2 separate regions of the Mus musculus genome follow, and region 2 is linked to region 1. A link is a loop called in an ENCODE intact Hi-C map of the cell type or tissue named here. Cell type or tissue: left cerebral cortex. All regions are shown on one strand.

What was found. A loop is a pair of places that touch in the nucleus more often than their neighbours do. Peaks named below come from ENCODE experiments on the same cell type or tissue, not always from the same donor. Only the 100,000 strongest peaks of a DNase experiment are listed, where the experiment ranks them.
Region 2: a loop joins it to region 1, with 6 times the contacts of the local background. A loop is called at or near these places in 2 of 42 quality-filtered maps.

What each region holds. Positions count from the first base shown.
Region 1 is chr5:69,517,874-69,525,873 of GRCm38, reverse strand. Yipf7 (Yip1 domain family, member 7) reads left to right here. Exons shown (of 6, transcript NM_023784.5): 4 at 4,704-4,849; 5 at 6,500-6,681. Among named protein-coding and RNA genes, the nearest start is that of Yipf7, 21 kb to the left of the region's middle. In left cerebral cortex, CTCF peaks have their summits at 1,721 (motif pointing right) and 4,751 (motif pointing right); a DNase peak (open chromatin) is centred at 4,780.
Region 2 is chr5:67,748,677-67,756,676 of GRCm38, reverse strand. It overlaps Atp8a1 (ATPase, aminophospholipid transporter (APLT), class I, type 8A, member 1), which reads left to right. Exons shown (of 37, transcript NM_001038999.2): 15 at 1-27; 16 at 5,592-5,664; 17 at 7,521-7,626. Among named protein-coding and RNA genes, the nearest start is that of Gm46914, 50 kb to the right of the region's middle. In left cerebral cortex, CTCF peaks have their summits at 366 (motif pointing left) and 4,606 (motif pointing left); DNase peaks (open chromatin) are centred at 325, 3,461, 3,826 and 4,584; H3K27ac peaks cover 632 bases.

The sequences.
Region 1 (8,000 bases):
GAAGGGAGATTGTACATTTTTAAAGGATGGGAACACAAAGAGAAGGGGAGCTAGGAGGAGCTGCAGTGTTATTCAATTATATTTGACACTGTGAGTTAAACAAGGGGGTGCCCATTAGAGACTGGGCTATATCCAGAGCACCTGGCTTCAAAGTCCTTAATTCATTCTCCTAATCATTAGGTCCAGAGCTCAGAGTGATAAGGGGACAAAGGAATAGGTCATCTGCATGTAGTTAATAATGGTCGAACAGGCAATTGGTTATATATTTTTACAATTTATTCACTTTGGTTTATATAACAACAATTCCTATAGTCTTTACCAGTTAACAGACAAGAAAACATTTGGGGAAGAGGGATAGGTGTTCATTTCTAGTCCTGGGAATATGAACTTGTTTGACCCTGACAGCAAGTTGGAGAGATTGTCCTTGAGATGGCTTTATTCAGACAACTGACTCTTTACCAGTTGACCTTGAGATATCTGAACTCAGATGACCTTTTACAACAGAAGCAGTTTAGCTGTAAGGAAGTCCCAAGCTCCCCTAGGGCCTGGGACCTTGAATTTTGTTTCTCCCTACGATTAAATGGAGTCTGAAAACAAAACAGTAGTACTTATAACAAGTTTCTTTTGCTTGTTCCCAACATTTACTATGAACAAACAATGAAACATTTGAATGGGTCTTTTTTCCAGATACTATGCTATATATATTATGCACATAAATAAAAGGAAATATTATTCTTTAATGAAAGTATTTGTTTTGAGTATTTTAAAACAAAATTCTAACATGTTATCTTATAAGGTCTTCTTTTCATAATTATATAATAATAATTTCTATATATGAATTCCTTAAAATCATTAAATGTTAGAAAACATGATTTATGATGGTTGTATAAATCATATGCCACAGCCTAAATGTACCTTAGAGGTTGTAGCCTACAGTAAGGAATATTTTGATGAACTTCATAGTTAAAATCTTTTGTCCTATGAAGTTTTTGAGATGTGTCTGGACCACTGGGAAAATGTGGCCAGAACGTACTTGTAACATTGCCAGTTGTCCTTTCTACTGAAATTTATAGTAAAATATGCAATGTCTATGCCAATTCTCTAGTTAAAAAAAAGGAAAGATGAATACTTTATATTATATTCTAGTAGAACTCAGAGAGTTATCCATTCTTTCAAGTTTTGTGCCTTTTGCTGTATTAGTATTAAATTGAATTTCCTTTCCTTATTTCAAGATAGATTTAGATAAAAATATGTTAATAACTTTGTAGAAGATGCAATTGAAAAAGATCCCTTTTTTCTGCCTTAATTTCAATATAATTCTCTCACAAGTGTTTGGGAATACATGGAAATCTTAGTATTTACATTTTAAAATTGAGGGTGATATTTCTTGGAGACTTTTTTACAACTGCAGTTTTGGTTAGATCCAGTTTCTCTAGATCAACACAGTATCTACATCAATTTCCTCGAAGATGCTCAGATTTTAAAGTACTATGTTTGTTCAAATTTTTCTAAGTTATAAACACACTATAAAGTAAAAAATAAAAATTCACCCTGGTATAATGGTCAACCTCAGCCTGTCAAATGAGAACAGTTAGTGGTATTTGTTCTTTTTTCCTTGTACCACAGGCTGATACTTAAATGTGAAATGTCAGCACCATAATTCATGTAAAAATAAAGATCTTAATTCACTTTTATTCTTTATGTCATATACTTTAATACCACTAGATGACAGCAAAACAATAAATTTTACATTCAAATTTTATAGAGGTTACATCTTCAGTTTTGCACAATAAGGTGTTATGTTGAGACCCCTACAATGAGTACTTGGCAATAAGTTTAGAAACAAAATATTACAGACATATATATTCAGTTGAAAACATTAAATGTCTTTCTCATGAAAATATTTAGTACATCCTATATCCATTCACAATTTTATGACTTGGTAATGAAATGTGTGCAGGCTTATACCATCAAATAAATGGTCAAAATCAGTAATGACATTGCATAAAGCAGTTTTCCCTAATTTTTTTTCAGAAATAACTACTTTTTTTTAAAGTAAAAAGTATATTTTGTACCAAAACCACTTAATTGCGATTAAAAACTAAAAATGAATTTTAAAGTGACAAAAGCCTGGCATGAAATTAATTTAAACTGTGATATTCCTTAATTTTATGGTCTTCTGTCATTCAAAAAATTACATTAAAATTTTGACCCATTTTAAGCTTGTTGAAACATTCACATCCTCCAGTGTGCATGATCTTAAGATACAATACACTGAAGGCAAAGGAAAACTGTGGAACCAGAAATTCAAAGAACTGGCTCACTCTTAAAATGACTTTCTTTTATTTTTTGAGATTATAGTATAGTTACAATTTGCCCCTTTCCTACCTCCAAGTCTTCCTGTGTAACCTTCCTTGCTCTCTTTCAAATTCATAGTCTTCTTTTCATTATATATAATATATGTGTATGTATATTTATGTATATGTGTATATGTATAATAGATAAATAGATAGATAGATAGATAGATAGATAGATAGATAGATAGATAGATAGATGATATATATAAAGAGAGAAAGAAAGAAAGATTGACATATATAGATGGATGAATGGGCAGTTGAATTAAGGAAGGTAACCTTTCTTGTAGAAAAGATTGAATAAATTAAATATAAGATAGATCGAGAGATAGATAGATAGATAGATAGATAGATAGATAGACTGATAGATACATAGCTATATAGATATATAAATAGACAGAAAGACAGGTAGACAGATGACAGGTGATAAATAGATGTGACAGATGATAGAGGTAGATGATAGATAGATGTATGCATGCATAGATGGGTGATAAAGAATAAACAGACACATGATAGATGGATAAGTAGATGACAGACAGACAGACAGACAGATAGACTGACAGATGATAAATTGGTTGTACATGGACCTAGCTTGTAAATGTTTTACAGGAATAAGATTGGCCAATGTGGAAATGTATTACTCACTTTTAGACTTTATAAGTTATTTATTATCATTTTTATAAGTAACATTATATAATAATAGCCAGTGTAATATGTAGATAAGGTATAAAGAAGAATTAAAAATCTCCCAAATAGATATTATATTGCTAAACATTAGCAGAATTAAGTACCTACCATATATGGTAAAACCAGATTCTCTATAAACATAATGCTCTTCAAGAATTTTGTTGTTTCTGAAATCAAATGGGTAAATTTAAGAAAAGTGATATATACAGATAAGAATATATAAAACATATTTTTCACATTTTTCTAGTTAACAATATGCAACAATAATATTATTTTTGATTGAGCTACTCTTCAAAAATTTATTTGAGAATGTATGCAGAGGAGTTTTTGAAACTAGAGAAATGTGACACATTTAGTCGCAAATATTCATGCCACGATTTGTCTCATTGAAATTGCATTAAATATTTGACATTAAATAAGTGTAGATGTTATTTTACCGTAAAGATTGGCATCCCACACCGGCCAGACCCATTCTGTCTCCAGTTGTAACTTGTGAGGGCGTCTAAGGAAGCCAGCAGTCAGACAGGAGTGGCTTCCTAGCAGCCCTTGCTTTACCATCTGAATGCTACTCAGTTTCTTTCACTTTCATTTTTGAAAGTTTAATCTTATGATCTTTAAAACATTTCTTGCAGGGATGGAGAGCTGGCTCTGCATTTAAGAGCATCCGCTGTTCTTCCAGAGGCCCCTAGTTCAGTTCCCATGCTAGCACAGTTTCCTTACAAACCAAGTCAGATTCTCTGATCTTACATTTTTGATATTGATTTTTCTCCTGGATGTAAGCCACAGTTAATCATTATTTCTGCTCTTCTTTACCCCCCTTTACATTTAAGTAAATGTCTATGTAATTAACAAATATGGTAATGATGAAAAGGAAGTTACTTCACCTCTCAAAATCCTGCCCATCTGATGAATAAAATAGTAATGAATCCACACTACATTTATCATGTGTGTGAGACCAGTATTTGTAGATCTTGAGAGGCCAGTAAAACCTGAGCAATCAATCAGAGCTTGCTTTAGCGAAATGATTTTATTCTAATACTCTCCCTTACAAAAGGAAAAGATTAACTTGTCCCTTGTATTTAATCTTTGAGTATATTGACTCAATCTCCCAGTGCATTGATTTATAAACATCTGCATGTACGTCGTGGTTACTGCTCTCTGCAGGAAGAGTCGTACACTTTCTTCCTCGTGGAGGTTTTATCAATGTAGAGCAAGGTTATTGTTCTTATTAGGAAGGATGAAGGGAAACTCTAGGGCTAAACTGAACGTCGTCGCATAATTATGTAGTGAGTGATGCGGCCTGATTACAGAAGTGCTCGCAGCTGAAAATGTGGGTGGAGAAAATATCTGACAGGGGTGGTTGAGACACTTTTAGTCTGTTAGCTACAATGATAGGTTTTACTGTATGTCAATTCCCGTGCTTTTAGCTAGAATTAAAATTTTACTACATGTGCCCGATGAAAATTTTCCTAACAGATTTTTTTTTTTTAATTTAAAGTATTTGAGTGTATTGTTTGCTTACTATACCTCACACTTTAGATTATGAAAACAACTAGGTAAATTCTCTTAGGATACCATGAAAAAATAGATATACTATCCGTGAAGGAATATAACTCTTTGTTTCCTATATGTACCTTTGACTTTTTATTTATTTTTTCGCAGAACTTGGAATTAATTTTGATCACATATGGCAGAAAACCTTGACGGTGCTAAACCCAATGAAGCCAGCAGATGGCAGCATCATGAATGAAACGGATCTCACAGGACCCATCCTTTTCTGTGTGGCTCTGGGAGCCACATTGCTTATGGTATCTTCCGACAGCCAAACTGACATTTCTTGACTTGTCTTTATGAGTGCTACTTTTGAAGAGATCTCTAGAAAAAAAAAAACAGAAGAAATTTGCTTTTTCTCATGCCTTAGGATATGACCTTGTATCCCATCACATTAACAAATAGGTATAGAGATACATGACAATAACGCCAGTACTCGGAACCATGGTGCTTCCTAGTCAGCAGTCCAGCCATTCCATGGTTAGATACAGAAGGTAGGCTCAGTTAAACAGCCTCTCTCAGCACACATACATGAATATGTACATACAAATGCATACACACATGAAGACCCCTATACACACACACACACACACACACACACACACACACACACAAGTAGTTTCTTCTAATGCAGCTATATATTTCAAATGTGGTTTAAAAAGTATGTGTGACTACATACGTGATTTCTTACCCTTTGTTAAATTTAAAATACTACCCAGTCAGGGTACTGAATGCAATCTAGTTTCGGAGTGACCAGTGATCACATTCTTTTCCTCCTATATAACAGCCAGCGATAACAAGCTCCCTCCTTTTAGCACAAATAAAACGCCAACACTGTCTAACTCAAACCCTGTCAACCAGAGTGCCCACTTATTCTCAGGGCTCCCTTCTCTTTTTTACAGTAATGTGTTAGTCTTGATTCAGCTACTATGTAAGGCCATGGCAATTAATCAAATAGTCAGAAACAATCAATATAGTATATTAACCCATCTTTCTCTTGCAAGTCATTTGTAATATAACAACTGTTTGTTTCTCTGTGGAATATGTTACGAATACCATCTCTTAAAGGACAGTGGTGCTAGTGTCATCATCAAGATCACTCTTGGATGCATAAAGCTAGTAGGAGTTATTTAAGTACCTTCTCTTGCCTGTCATTCCAACCCTGAGGAGATGGGCATATAAAGTACACGCATCTGACCAGACCGAACTATTTAACAAGATCCCGTCTCATAAAAGAAGACTGGAATGTAGGTCAGTGGTAGAGCTGGTACTCAAAGTCTACGAGGTCTGGAACTTGATCCTCTGAACTACAGGGAGCTTTGGTTAGCATTTGAATCGAAGAACACTAAGCATTTTAGATCAAGATGAACTAATAAAAATCAATTGTCTAGGTAGGGTTTAGACATTTGAGGTAAAAACCCAGACACCTTATTTTCCATTTCAATATTAAACCTTTCTTAGCATTTGAAACAAACTCTTAAAATAACATTATTAGTGATACTAACTGTAAATTTCTAAGACTGTAGTAGATGTTTTATTCTTCTCATCAATCATTCAGCTATGCAGTAAATATGGGGCAAAAAGAGTTTCACTCCTGTCACACTCTATAGGTAATGCTTGGTTTAAAAAGCTACACTGGCAATACTTCCTATTTTTGTAGCATGACTAGCCTGTCCCAAATTGTATATATGTATATAAATACACATATATAATTTAATTATATGTAATAGATACATGTTATCAAGGTGTTTATTTTGGAGATTATAATTCTTGTTATAGGCGGTGGGTTTTTTATACTTTAACCAGAATCCTCAGTGACCTGGTGATGTATCTACTATGATATTCAGTAGCATCTAGTACACTTTCAAATGTTTTGATTTCTAATTTTTTTCTTTGCGTTGCTTCAGGCTGGAAAAGCCCAGTTTGGTTATGTATACGGCATGAGTGCCATTGGCTGCCTTGGGATTCACGCCTTACTGAACTTGATGAGCAACTCCGGGGTGTCATATGGCTGTGTGGCCAGTGTGCTGGGATACTGCTTGCTCCCCATGGTCCTCTTGTCCAGCTGTGCAGTCTTCTTTTCACTGCAGTAAGTGTCTGTGCTAAATGATCCCGCATGCACAATCTTTGTCCATGCCTGCCAGACCAGGAAAATCAGGAAGGTTTCTTAACATTTTGTCAATGGAAATGGAAGGATTATGCTTATTAAAAGCTACACATATATTCGGGGGTGGGGGTGGGAAAGTAGGTCAATTTGGCTGGGGAGCTGCTCCTATTTAACTAGTTTAAAAAATAAATCCAACCATGTAATATTTAAAACTTGTACCTTTAAGTTGTCACATTCTTCAATATAAACTATTGGCATGGGTAATATAACAACTGAAGGAAATTCACTTATTTGATTTTGGAAGAGTAAATGCCTGCTGAATTCTGACAAATTACTTCAGTGCCCAGGCATCTGCCTTCTGGGCTAGAAAGAACTGCTATTTCTCAGCTGGGCTCCTCACAGCAGAGGACTCACAGGAACCCTGATGAGGATATTAATTCTGGAGAACTTAACAGCATACAGGCTCAGTCAATACAAGTTTTGCCTTTTCTTTCTTCATTTAGGCAGCTGGCATTTGCAATTCTAAACTATCCATAAGGATACTTAGAGGTGTTTCCCACAGCACTTTCCCAAGGCTCTTGCATAATGCTAGCACTCAGTGATGGCAAGCAACAAACTCGAAGTTACCTGCTTGTCCACAAAACATGTAGAAATAAACCCTTACCCTTGTGCTCATTCTTTCATGGCCAAAGGAGATGTAATTTGCGCTTTCTTCTGGGATGATGCAGGACATAGGTTGTTAATGCTACACTGGAAGGGATATTGTCGTATGAGAGCCTATTCGTTCGAAGACAATATGGTTAAAGAAGCAAAAACGTATGATATTCTTGCTATCCCAAATAGTTATCTTTATGAAATTACTGAGAGTGATTTAAACATGCTCATTTTGCTTGATATGGCCTCCTTTTTTTATTATAACACTCTTGAGAATTACTGGAACCAAACACTGCTTTATCAGTGAGTACTCAGATTTAACAAAAGAATATGACAGGAAATGGACAATGTGAATGCATAGATAGAACCAGTTATGCTTACTCAGTTCTAGCCACAGACAGATACTGCATTTTGTATAACTGTTTGCTCTAGCAGGTTGCTCTGCTTACAGAGCTGTGCTCTATACAGAAGTTTGACAACTTTGTCTGATTGATTTTGCAAAATAATAACACTGTGGTGTACCATCTTTTTTGGTAAGAGTATTTTCAGTGTCTTCGGTATTTAGAGCATCTTAAATGATTTGGGTGCTAGGGACAAAGAGAAGACTGTTCATGTAAATTAGATTTGGAAAACCACTACATGTTTAG
Region 2 (8,000 bases), 1.8 Mb after region 1:
GGATTATGGGTGCTCGCCCGATGAATGGTAAGCTACGTGGTACTTCCACTGCTCTCTTTGAAAGCTTCTGATGTATTGCTTTGTAAACAGGCTTTTCTGGTCTCTGGGAGCCATCTTCACAGGTGTTGGGTGATGATGCTCTGTACTGGGTATTAAACTCAGAGTATCCTTGATTTTTCTATCGAAAGCCCTTGTAAACATATTCTAAAGCTTTAAAGGTTGCTGGAGTCTTATATTATTTATCTATAAGGCGGTAGGGATCGATTCCAAAGTGCCTGGGCAGGAAAATCTGCTGCTGCAGCAATTAAAGCTTGCTTATGGTTTTTTTTTTAGCTCAGCACTGCCCCCTTCTGCCACTGTGCGGATAACGCGCCCATGGACCAGATAATGCAGCTACAGGCCCAAGTGGTACAAGTTTCCTTTTAACATTGTTCATTATTTCTATGTCTCTTCAGAGGCTATAAAATGAAGACCTTTAAATGTAAGGCCAAAGTGTTCTAGAACTAGACTTCCTGCAACCTATCAGTAAATGTACATTCATCATAGATTTATTAAAAATAGCATAGTATAAATTTAATTTCACTCCTATGGGAAGCTTTTTGCTTTTGTTTTGTTTTACATTAAAATTCTTTCAGCCATGTATTTGCATTTTTATCTAGGGGAATTTAGTGTATTTTGTTACTTGTATGATTTGTCATGATCTTGTGGCAAATAAAATTTGAACAATTATAGTTTCTTTAAAGCTAGTGATTTTGAAAAAAAGACTTCTATTTATCTGGACCTCATAGGCTTTATGATTAAGTTATATTTCCACGATCCATTGAACTCCAGTTACAGAATAAGTTTTCAGCCTTCTTGGGATTTATTTCAGTAAAGTGGGGATTTGATATGAGTTTTCAGTAAGCCTCATAGCACCCAGGATTACAGAGGCAGCTGTTTGACTCCTGTGACCGGTGCCACCAACAGTGCTCATTACAAGGAGTCCTACACATTCTGACACCTATCACAGTCATTTGGCTCTTCATACCACTCAGACGAGCATTTTATCATTGCTTGCCTTAGCCTTGCCTACATTCCTACTTATCTGGTCCCGCGACCCTGTAGTTAAAGCTTTTACTGTGGATACTCTTTGACCCAGGTCAGATGTTATCTAAATAAACCCTGCCTCCTTTTTTTTTTTTTAACACCTATGCATCTTTATATGCTGCTTGTCTATAGGACAGTTTGACCCATTTTAATACCATTAAGTACTGTAGAATTGATACACATATCTCTCTTAAGAGACATGACTCCTTTTTCTTAGTCTCGCTGTGGTTTTCTCCAAAGTCTTATATTATTTTCCCAGATCATTTAAAACATTAGACTTTGAGCAGGGGTTGTTTCATGCCACTAACCACTGTTGGAAAAGGGGTTATGTCATTTATCTTGCTCATAAGTTTTTTTTTTTTCATTAAAGTATCTTTTGGGGGGGAATCTAAGTTCAAATGAAATATAACAACTTTTTCATGAATTATGTATTTTCACTCTGCCATTGAGTCTAAAAGTGCACCAGGAAAGACGAGTATCATTTTATGGAAAAGGCACTTTGTTTATTTGTATACTTGGGGGGGGGGGGGGGTCTCTGTCTACACTTGTAGGTTTGCAAAGGTAAAGATGCAGGGTTTTTTTTTTTTTTTTTTTTTTTTTTGAGGTTCTGTGTAGGGTTATGTGGAGTGGCCATGCATGTGAGCTTTGGACTCTGACCATCAATGTTTAGACCCTGACCTGTCCTTCACACAAGTTACTAACTACCTGAGTAGACTTATTGGAAGACTATGACCACCATTAGCCGTTAAATCAGTAGGAAACATTGACAATTAACTAAGCCCTAACTAGAAGGCTAGTGCTGGTGGCACTATAATTCTCAGTCTGCACCATCTATCTGACATGATCATTTTCAAGTTGATAGGTTTTATAGAGAGAAGCCTGTAAGTAGTCTCCCCAAGAACACAACCAGCGGACATGGGTGAGAGCCAGAGGTAATCCTGGCTTAGCCTGATTATGAAAGGTGTGTTAGTGCCGTCACACGTCTGTAGACTTGAAAGACTTGTGTTTCTTTTGGAGCACGGGATAGCTTTGCATTTCAAGCCCTAACTGATTTTATTTCAGTTGAATTGCTGAGGTTGTTAAGGAGAGGCAAATTGAACATCTACCGTTTGACTGAGTTGAGGAACCCTAACTCAGAAGCTCATACAAGACTCCATACTTCCAAGGGCCTCATCTAATTGGTTTTATATTGCTGAGAAAACCAAGATCAACTGTGGCCGTGGTGGAACCCTGTGCTCTGCATATGTGACAGTGGCTCTATGCTACTGCTGCAGGAGGAGAGACTATGGAAGACTCTCTCCAAAACTCTAGAAGTCATCTCAATAGCTGCTTGGCAGCTTTGTCTGGCAATGTGAAGTTGACTGAATGCCACGTAGCAAGCTTGTAGCTGTCTGTTTAATTGTCCTGCTTGAAATGGCACTCACCACAAAAATGTTAAGAAAATCCACATGTGAAAATTATGTGTTTATATTTGGTCCATTCTAAAGACCCTTTCAAATATACTCTTGGCATTAAAGACTGTGCAATAGCTGAAATCCTCTAAAAATGTATTAATATAAGTGATTTGTCTAGATTATGACTTCCCAGTGCATAGCTACTAACTCTAGAATTGGCACTGTTTCCTGTTGTTGCCAAGAACCATAAACAAACGTGGAGACTTGGAGACCAATTCCTTTCTATTAAAAACCATTATCTAAATTGATAGTATCAATATTGGAAGGACTAGAGAGAAAAACATCCATGTAATTATAAGTTATCACATGATTACTTTCAAAAACCCACAAATATTCATAATCATTTTCTCTTAAAAAATTATTTTGGAAAGTTTAAATATAAGCAGAATGAACAAATGTCCCCATCAGTTATTTTAACAGGCTATGCCCTGGGTCACCCTTATCCCTCCTGTGCCTTTCTACCCTTATTATTCTGAAGCAAATCTAAGTAGATATGTTTGTTTTTTCTTAACTTCTTGATACAGTCACACGTTATGTTCTTGTTATTTTTCAAGTAAATGACAGTGGGGTGACAGAGAGCTTGCCTTAGAGCTGGCCCTGCAGTCGTTCAGTGGTTTTTTGTTTTTGTTTTTGTTTTGTTTTTTTGTATTATTATAGTATCTGCAGGTTGAACAAGTTTCTCTTTTCTGCTTGGTTATTTTCTCATTTTACCTAGCCTATAATTATGTGTGGCGTGAGTGGCATTTATTTATTCTGCTGTAGAAGGTAGGCTGGGTAGAGCATTCTTCCAGGCGTGCCCTTAGAATAATGAGAGCTAACCCATCTCCATTAGCATCAGTCTTCAAAGGAGTCCCCTTGGCAGGCTCTTTCTTCAGCAGTGCAGACTCTCACACAGCATTTTAGAACTCCTCTTTTGTAATTGCTTTCAGAAATACTTGCAGTCACCCAGGAAACTGAGTCTCATTTACTTTGATCAAAACCAACCATTATCTAGCCAAAACAGTGCATTTAATCACCCATTCAAATTCTTGGACTTAACTACTCTGAGTAACAAACTCATTACTAAAAAAATTAAATCTACCAGCAAGCAGTTTTGACTACCAATGAACAGGACCTTAAAAAAATCCTAGAGGTACAGACTCTTTTAAAAAACAGTTCTCTGACTGCTGGGGCCAGAAGCCCTTAAGCTGAGGCAGGTCCACTAGGTTAGGGAAGAGATCAGCCCCTGAGTCAGAGAGGATGCTGAGCAAACAGGCTTTGTACAACCGTGTTCATTGCCTCAGAAAACTGACTTGCGCTACCAAAGGAGCTCTGCCTCAGGTCGTCCGGGAGATGTGGCACGGATCAGGAAGCCAGCCTCTACACGGGTGCTGTACAGTGGGCAGTGAGCTTGTCCAGGCCGACACATTGTGCAAGTGCTCTCTCAACTGCTCTTTCTTTACATCCAGTCTGTCACACAATATCTCGGGGAGCATGTGCCAGTGGCTCCCGTTCACCCGGCCTCCAAACCTGAAGAGACTCCAAGACCAATGGGGTGTTGTTTTGTTTTAATCCACACTAGTCATGGAAGTATTAAAGAGAGAAAAATACACCTTTCTCCTGGGACTGAGATTTTTATCATTTTAAAAACTGAATCATTTGAATAGAAAGATGAGTTCTCCCAGAGCTGCGACTCAGCTTCTCTGTGATAATTGCCATAAGGTAATTATTATGCAGCTTTATGTGTTCAAATGTATCCTCAGCTGAAGGACTTTCTGGCCCCAGCAGTCAGATCACTGCTTTGTTAAAAGCCAAGCATCAGTCCAGACCTTATAGGACAATGATTAGCCGTGTTTCTATGGTTTTGTACCATTTAGCCTGGCAGATCACCTATACCAGCAGTAATCTCCCTGTGGCTGGAGAGCTCTTGCCCTGTGGTCCCCCATGGGTTTCGTTCCTTGGACCAACTTAAGGGAAGAATGCCAAGAAGTCTCCTTTCAAACCCTATTCCATTTGGAAAGGTTTATGAGCCAGAGAAAACTGGGCTGGAGCAGAGGCGTGAAGGGAGGACCTGCCACCTAGTGGTCCAAGTTCTGAAACACACTCCTGACTTTTGGAAGGCAAAAGAAGCAAGCCACTTTGTGGAAAATGCCAGTAGGAGATCGAGGGATGTAAAGAATGAAATGCAGAGAGCCTTGTGAATGTCTCACCGGAGAGTGAATGAGAATGGTTCCAGGCTGCCCAAGAGCAGGGTGTATGACCTTCCGGTCTGCTAAGAAGGAAGAGCTATGGAGTTGGAGGACCGAGGTCACATTATAACATTGTAGCATGTGAGAACTAAAAGTAACCGCCCACGGGCTACATCAGTCTTGGATCTAGACTTTACCCCATCCCGAAGCTATGCACTAAGCAAAAACTAATTCTAGAATACAAGAAGAAATCTCATCTCTCCAGGGACCTGAGACAGGAACATACGTGGTCATGGGAGAATGACTGGACTATATTATAGTCAGAAAGGCTGGGGATAGCAGAAATTAGAGGTTAAGCAAGGTCTAAGAGTGACTGGCTAGCCACAGGCCTGTTGTTAGAGGGGCACGAATTTGGAGGACAGTCTGCCTTCCAATCTTTGCCTAGAGGAACCTGCTGTACAGCTCTTCCTGGGGAAAGATAACTAGACTAAGTGGCTCTCAACCTTCGTAATGCTGCATTGATTTTATACAGCTCCTTACATTACGGTGACCCCTCCAACGATAAAATTACTTTTCTTGATTCTTCATAACTGTCATTTTGCCACTGTGTAAATATCTGATATTCAGGCTATCTAATACGTGGCCCCTGTGAAAGGGCTGTTGGACCTCTCAAAGGGTCACAACCCACATGTTAATCACTACTGCACTAGACTATGTGTTGAGTTTGGAGATGGAACTGAAAAGAACATAGGTCCCTTCCAGTCTGACCTGAATTAAGGAATAGATCAGTTATTGGAATGGATTGAGAGTAATCACTCATCACTAGCAGTGGGTGAGTTAGGCCTATACAAGTGAACCAACTTTGCTTTGTTTTTCCCTTTAGGCAGAGCTCACAGTTTGGAGATGAAAAAACCTTTAATGACCCGTCGTTGCTGGACAATCTCCAGAATAACCACGTAAGTGACCTCAGTGCTATCTGTCCCTAGGAGGTGAGCACTAATGAATACGTCTCGGAATGAATTTCCTTCATGGTTAGTCCCCTCATGTTTTTACTTACATGATTTTTTTTTTAGATTTATTTTATTTTACATGTGTTAATGTCCTCAATGCCTCTGTGTCCAGATGCTTATATCTTTTTCCTAGATTTGAAGAACTCTCTGCTGTGATTTTACTGAGTCTATTTTTCTGTGTCCCCCACCCCAAATAGGAGGGGGATTTGGGGTACTGTTAGACTAAACAGAATTTAGATATTAAAACTAGAAGAAATTGCAGAATATATCGAGGACAGAGTTGGGGAAACCCTTAAGGAGGAACGAAAGCCTTGTAGATATAACAAATAGGGAGGGTAGAGCAGACCAGTGCAGAATGATCTCAAAGTGTTATATCAGCAGTCAAAATGTCTTCCTTGCTTATAGTGTTAGAGAATGCCTCTCTCCTTCCTCAGATAGCTATGACTTCGCTCTGTTGGTAAGAGAGCTCCTGCCCATCTTAGGACTGACTTACAACACAGCTGGGGTATCTACTGAAGTTAACTTACACCTGCATTTCTCCTGCCCAGACTGTCACAGCCCCTCTCATGCAGTGCTGCCTCAGATTTCTGCCCAGCTCCTGGTTTGTGTCTTAACTGATATGCCAGCATGCTGCCCTGGATTGCAAGTCACACCACCTCCCTGACTTCCGCCATCCCTCACCTACATCACTACTCTGCCTTGAGCGACTTTTTCTTTCTTCCTCCAGAGGCCATCTTTCATTTCTCCTCTGGGGCCTTATTATTAGTTCCATGCCGTTCGTCCCAGTGGAATTCTCCATGCTCGGCTCTTCATTAGCCTAGGACTTCTTCACATATCTATCTCCATCTCTCATGAACAGCCACATGTCCTGTCACCTCATATGACATTCACATATTCTCTTTACACACCTTAGCAGGCTGTGAATAAACAACGCTGTCACTATTGTCCCCTCTGCCTCCCTACGAGTCCAAGCAAGCTCCATGTGGCTGGGACCATCTGTGCTCTGTCCACTCTTAGCATAAGCAGTTTTTGTTTCCATAACCTAATTTAACCTTCTCCGTTGTTGCACTTTATAACGGGAGGTTATGCGAATATGGGAACACCTTATTTTCTTTATTATCTTGAATGACATTTCTCTCCAGAAGCCAGACATGAAGATGCTTAATATTTAGTGTCTGGGTTCTTTTCTCATCAGATCTGAGATGCTTACAGAAAGGATTCAGTCTTCAGTCTCCCTCAAGCCCCAAGAATTGATAGTGCTCAGTAAGTGTTTGTGATGCACACACACACACACACACACACACACACACACACACACACACACGTGCACACGCATGCATGCACACATCATTATGTACTGGGTTAAGGTAGACCGTTTTGGAGAAAGTCAACATTACTGAGAGCCACACATCATCATCATCACCACCACCACCATTATCATCATCATCTCTACTTAAAGGTTAGACGCCTGATATTTAAATGTGGCTAGAAATTACAAACAAGCAAGTGAACATTTTACATATCTCTTCTGTCCACTAAAGACCAAATTCATCTTCTTCTACCATTTCTATTTAGAAGCACAAAAATCATGTTAAGTAAATGTTTATAGAATGAATGAGGAAGTACAAAAATGAATAAGTTGAGTTCCAAATAAGTTTTCTTCATAACAGATACTGGCTGTGGTCCCACACCCCCAGTGCGTCCCAGCTGTACTCTCAATAAATGGCCACGAAGCAACGTTTCTGCCGTTAGTGTCAGATGGTTAAATAAAGGGGGATGAATTATGTGTTTATTCCTCACAGCCAACCGCACCTATCATCTGTGAATTTCTCACAATGATGGCCGTCTGCCACACAGCTGTACCGGAGAGAGAAGGGGACAAGATCATTTATCAGGCTGCATCGCCAGGTACACAGGAAGCAACGATTGGGGTAGTTTTCTGTAGAAAATTGTTCTGAAATGTGATGTTATGGATCTTAAATTTTCAATTTAATTAAAATAATGGAACATAACCAAATTATGGTTTCATACTTTTAAAATCCTAATTAGAAACTTGGCTTTCAGTATTAGGTGTGTATGTGTATGTGTGTGTGTGTATGTGCACGCACACGCACACACACTAAAATATGTTGCTTTGTATATGTTATTTTTCTCAAAATGAATTGTATGGAAAATTGAGTAATTAAAATATACACGAGGGAATAAAAGTATGTATGTGTATGTAATTGTTTCCCTTATAAGTAAGAATAAACTCTTACATAGTGGGCTTTACACATCGACAA